Regions from separate parts of the Homo sapiens genome. Here region 1 is linked to region 2. Evidence: chromatin loops called from intact Hi-C (ENCODE). Cell type or tissue: mammary epithelial cell. All regions are shown on one strand. Each heading gives the region's core, and the rest is flanking DNA. Links, peaks and the distances in the headings are about the cores only.

The links. Peaks named below come from ENCODE experiments on the same cell type or tissue, not always from the same donor. Only the 100,000 strongest peaks of a DNase experiment are listed, where the experiment ranks them.
Region 1: a loop joins it to region 2, with 15 times the contacts of the local background. A loop is called at or near these places in 11 of 110 quality-filtered maps.

The regions. Positions count from the first base shown.
Region 1 is chr4:112,213,201-112,216,133 of GRCh38, forward strand. No RefSeq gene overlaps it. Among named protein-coding and RNA genes, the nearest start is that of AP1AR, 17 kb to the right of the region's middle. RefSeq lists a silencer at 33-327. In mammary epithelial cell, for the core only: a CTCF peak has its summit at 1,687 (motif pointing right); a DNase peak (open chromatin) is centred at 801; H3K27ac peaks cover 810 bases.
Region 2 is chr4:112,265,314-112,268,246 of GRCh38, forward strand. AP1AR (adaptor related protein complex 1 associated regulatory protein) reads left to right here. Exons shown (of 10, transcript NM_018569.6): 8 at 421-494; 9 at 1,275-1,403; 10 at 2,831-2,933. Among named protein-coding and RNA genes, the nearest start is that of TIFA, 19 kb to the right of the region's middle. In mammary epithelial cell, for the core only: a CTCF peak has its summit at 1,685 (motif pointing left); no DNase peak of the experiment used is centred there.

The sequences.
Region 1 (2,933 bases), core at 274-2,773, 52 kb before region 2:
TGATTGAAACTGGAGGATCCATTTCTACAAAGGCTCACGTGCATGGCTATTGGCAGTAGGCCTCAGTTCCTCATTGCACATAGAGCTGTTTCATGTATCCTCCCAACTTGTCACCTGGCTCCCGCCCCACCCCCAGGCCAGTGATCTGAAAGAGAGAGCAAGGAGCAGGCCACAAAGCATTCTATGATCTCATCTTGGAAGCTGCACATTATCACTTCCACCATACTCAATTCATTAGAAGTGAGTCCCTAAGTGCAGCCCATACTCAGAGAGAGAGGAATCAGTCTCCACCTTTAGAAGGGAGGAATGGCAAAGAATTTGTGGATGTATTTTAAAATCTCTACAAATCCCTTTAAAATAAGTTGATTCGTATGAGTATACTTTATGCTTTAAAAATAAGCCTAATATATGTATTAATTTGCCTCTGAATCTTACTTTACTAATTTTGAAAGTTATATGATCGGATTGTAATTCTTTTGTTTCAAAATTTTTTCTCCATTTCATATATTATTACTCTCTGTGAGAAAAAGTCAAAGACTAACAAGAAAAGTACTGTGATAAAGATTACTAATTCTCATCACATATCCATGTGCTTGTGTATATTTCACTGCCTTCCTTTGGGGACTTATGACAATTTTTGGCCAATAAAATGTAAGTGGTAGTAATGAATGTCACATAAATGATAAAAGAGTTAAGAACTAAGTTGCCTTTTTTTATCCCTCTTTTTCCTTGCAATGGCAACCTTGAACAACACATGTTCTAGCTGGTACAGCTACAAGAAGAAAGAGGGTGTCCTAATAGTGGATTGTGTTGTGAATGAAAAGTAAATGTTTATTATTTTAAGCCACTAAAATGCGGAAATCAACTTTTTAGTCAGCATACCGTACCGAGGGGTGACTAACACATATTGCTTCATTTTAAATGTAGCAATACAAATGTAAAAGTACAGTTCTCTTAGGTCTTGAACAAATTTTTAATTGGAAATTAAGCTATTTCCACTTAAAAACAAGTAATAGAAACTAATACTAGAATATTTAAATCCAGTCAGTGCAGCCTCATGCAGGTAGCTGTGATCTAACTGTAGACCAAAAGAAAAATAGCCTTGAGTAAAAAAACAACTTTAAGAAAGAATTGATAGAGCTTTAATTTCAGAAAAACCCAGAGATTAAGAGAAATGATAAAAGAAGTTTATGACCTTATAGTGAATCCATTCTAAAGTGATACTTCTGAAAGCTGAATGTAAGACTTAAAAAAAACTATGAAAGCAAGAAAAAAAGAATCAAATAAGCATATTCCTAATGTTTGGAGGCTAAAATCTAAGATAATGTTTTATGTGTGACAAAGCCTAGGGCCATTAACATACTAAGTGTGAAAACTGAAACTAAAACTAAATCCCTAAATTAATCACTGTATTTTAGACATCTTGTCATATGTGTCTTTGGTGGAGTAGAAGGTAGACTGAATGAAGGAGGTGAGGAGAATGATGTTCTTCCAAAGAAAAAGTGAAAGAATTGGGAATTAAGAAAAGGAGAGGCAGGAAAGATTCATAAATTGGCAGGAGAAAGAGGGAGCAAGATTATTTTAAATAAAGAAAAATAAGTAGTGATAATGAATTCCATTCATTCAAAAAGAAAAAAAAGGCCCAGTGCATTTATTTCATTTTTTTACCTGCAGGTGGCAGCTCTTCCTAAATATGTCATGGAAATGTCCATGAGTATTTCTGCATTGTCTTCCTGTAGGCAATCCTCAGAACTGAATCCCAGCTCTCAAAATAAACACAAAAACAAACAAAACCACCAAAAAAACAAAAGACAAAAACTATATTGCCATTACTTCTCAGTATAGCACTAAAAAAGAAAATTCTTTAAACAGCTTTAATTCCCCCCCAAAAATGTAAAACAAATGCCTCCAGGGAGTATAATAGAAACAAAATAACAAGTATATGACTATTTCTTCCAATATAGTAATTGTCAGTTACTTCCTGAACTTCTTGGGGTTGTGTCTTGTTTTACTTTGTTTGTTTTGTAAGTTTTTAATTGTCTGAACACATTGGCCAAATTACAAAAGGCCAGAATTACACTAATTATATTAAAAAAATTAAATACACAGGAAGACCACTGTGTATTTTTTCAAGGATACATATATGTCCAAATAAGTATTAGGAGAGCATATTGTAAAGGCATATGTTACATGCATTAATTCTAGTGTCTGGAGGAGAGGGAATGGGATTAGAAATAGAAGATGAAAGGAGAAAAATAATGAAGTTGATTTAGAGTTATCCCAAGTATTTCATGGTTTTTGTTTCTTTTGTAAATAGTATTTTTAAATTTTCTATTTTAAACTGCTTACTGTTAGTACATAGATAAATATAATTGATTTTTGTATATTTACCTTATATCCTAAAATGTCGCTACATTCACTCTCACTGGCTTCTTTTCCTTTATGTAATCCCAGTGTTCCTCAGCTGCAGATCCACTGTTAGCATCTACCATGTATAAGGTGCACAGCACATGCCAAGCACTATGGCAGATACTTTATATATCTTCCCTTCACACCACATGGCCTCTCTTCCATTTCCACATATTCTCTTATTGACTTCATCTGCTGCTCTGCCCTGACTTCCAACTCTAGTGTCTGTAGGCCTCACCTTTACCCACAGTGTAGTTTCACATTTCCAGTAGATTTCTGGACTTTGTCGTATTGTTTCTCATTGACCCCTCAGACTTGATATGTCTGAAATGGAAAGCATACTATTGTGCCATTCCAGCTTCCATCTTATATTCTATCAGAAAATATGTGCTAAAAAGTTACCACAGAAAATATTGTAGTATATTTCAAGTCACTCTATACACTGAAAAAAAAATCCATATACCTCAAACCCTATAAATTTGTATGCTTTATGATGTGACATTCCTTACCTCTGTCATTTGACC
Region 2 (2,933 bases), core at 187-2,686:
TAGCTGAATGCCTTTGGGTGAGTTGTTTATACCCCAGTTGTTTGTGTTTTCCTTAGTCCCTCTCTTTCTTATAATAAAGTTTATGTGTGGTCATTTTTTGGAAGAGATATTTCAGTGTCACATTTCCACAAGTATCACTACTCATTCAAAGAATATTGTTCATGATTCATTATTGTAAAGTTGGACTTATGGCTAAGCTTTGGAGATTGGACTTCAGGATTAATGAAAATCTTCTTATTTTCAGTTTCATTTTAGTATTAAGAAAATTAAGAACTATTTTCATTAGGTTATTCTAATTGTACAGCAGTTATGAATTTGTATGACATAGGTCTTCAAGCCACAATGCCATCATTAGCTTATATATTTGTCATATTGCAGCTACCATGAATATATTAAAAAATTATTTCACTTTTATTACAGTTCAGGACCAGAAGATGACTTCGAATCTTGTTTGAGAAATATGAAGTCACAGTATGAAGTTTTTCGAAGTAGTAGTAAGTTTTTTAAAGTATTTTCTGTACTTTTTATGCCACAGTAAACAGATAAGTAGAGATTCTGGCTCTGTTTCTGTAGAAGAACTTTCTGTTCTTAAATTTGTAATTCCCAGATAGGTCAATTTCCTAGGTAGTCATTAATTATACAACCTCATCTTTTCTTTTTAAAAAGAAGTTGGAGCAAAGAAAAATCTCAGACTATTTCTGTAGATCCATATAGGAAGTCAAGCACTCCTTTTTCCATTTCTACTCTGATCCTAACCCTTCCCTTTCCAAAAAAAAGAAAGGAAAGGTGGGAGGAAGTAATAGAAAAGTGTACTTATTTTTTACTTATTACAGATTGACTTATAAGATTAAAATATTTCCTCAGGTTTCAAAAGCAAAAACTCTTATGCTTCCCAATACTGGAAGCATAGTATGGTAGTGGTTCCTTTTGAAAATATAGGTTGCTTTTTGTTTTATCTTTCTTGTTCATTGTTTTTTGTGCCGCTTTGTAATTGACTGTTAAAAATATTATCTAGAGTTAATCATATTTGAAAAGTTTATAATCATTTATATTTGCATGTTTGCTATGCTTAGATGGCAAAAAAAAAGAGAGAAAAGTTTCTTTATACTGTTCCTAACAGAAACTTACCAATAAAATGATTTCCAGAATTATTTCTTATGAAGCTAAAAGTAATAATAATAATATTTAGAGACAGATAATTGTTACAAAATAAAACGGCTGTTGCGGTGGAAGAGTAGATGAGAGTATTCAATTGTATTTCGTGTATATTCTAGGACTCTCATCAGATGCTACAGTTTTGACACCAAATACAGAAAGCAGTTGTGATTTAATGACCAAAACTAAATCAACTAGTGGAAATGACGACAGCACATCCTTAGATCTAGAGTGGGAAGATGAAGAAGGTATTTTATAATTCACAATTTTACCTGAAAAATTTAACGTAATCTGTGTTGATTTATGTAAATCTACCTTGGTCTTTATTTAAATGGAAATAAATTCAAGGCCTTGAAAAATCATATAAACACTTTTTAGACCATTATTGTATTGGTGATGATCTCTGTTGATAAAAATTTTTAGAAAATTGCTTAATTTTTAATGTTTCTTTAGATTTAGAAAATAAATGTCGATTTCTTTAAGGTTTTTGTAATCCAAGCCCATGACATTACTCAGTATGAAGGATTACTACCCCCTTGTGGACAGTCCAAAGCCAGAAGTTAAATATAACTTCTCTTAGAAATAAATCCACAGAAACAAATCCACCAGATACAGATCTACAAAGTTATATTAGTATCTAGCTCATATTTTTTTCTTATCTATAGAAATAACTTGTTTTACTGGGTTGAGTCTTTGTGATTTTTCAGGAGTGACAGACAACGGTGATACAGATTTAAATGTTCTTTTATGGTGGGATCTGAGCTTTAAGGTCAAAAAAGAAAATCATTAAATGTGTCTGGGAATATTACAATCTCTTTGTGAATCCTAGATTTTAATTCTGTTACCAATGTTGATTCTGTACTTACAGATTCAAATTTCTTTTCTGTCCTGTCTCCCTTCCTTCTGCCAGTAAAATGACATTATTTTTTCCTTTCAAGATTATTGACACTTTCACTTTACCAATTTCATTTTGTTCAGAATTAGATCTAGAACAGTTTCCCATAGAAATGTCTCTACTCTGTTGTGGTAGAGTCAGAAGAGCATAATACCACAGACTTTGGAGCCAGACTGAATGGATTAAAATTCTTGCTTCACCACTTTTTAGCTGTGTGACCTTACCCAAATCACTTAGCCTTTCTGTCCCGGTTACCTCAGCTATAGAATGAGAATAATGATAGTACTGTACTCCATAGAGTTGTTGGGGATTAAATCAGTTCATATCTGTGGCATATATGTCACATTAACTGGAACCTAGTAAATGCTGGAAAAGTACATGTTATCATTAGAGTGATTGTCATTCTCTGGGAAATGAAATTATGTGGGTAGGAAAAGACTTTGGCAGACATACTAACTTGGCTATATGAGACTAACAGCAGTTGAAATCCTCCATCCATTCTGTTTTATTTATGAGTCTTCAGGAATTTCATCTTATCGGATAATCGATGCATCAAAACTGCCCTTTGGTGACTGTTAATATTTATTTTTATCTGAGGCATACTTCAGGGTTAGAACCCAACAATTTCCCTTAAGAAGGCCTCCATGGGACTGGGTCTTTAAGTTAATTCACACATCAAGTCTGATAGTTAAATAAAAACTACATTGCTAAATTTGGGAGTTTTTAAATATAGCTTTATTATCTGTTCTGAGATTTTTGAAAACTCTGTTCAAATCATAGGAATGAATAGAATGCTTCCAATGAGAGAACGTTCCAAAACAGAGGAAGACATTCTACGGGCAGCACTTAAGTATAGCAACAAGAAGACTGGAAGTAATCCTAC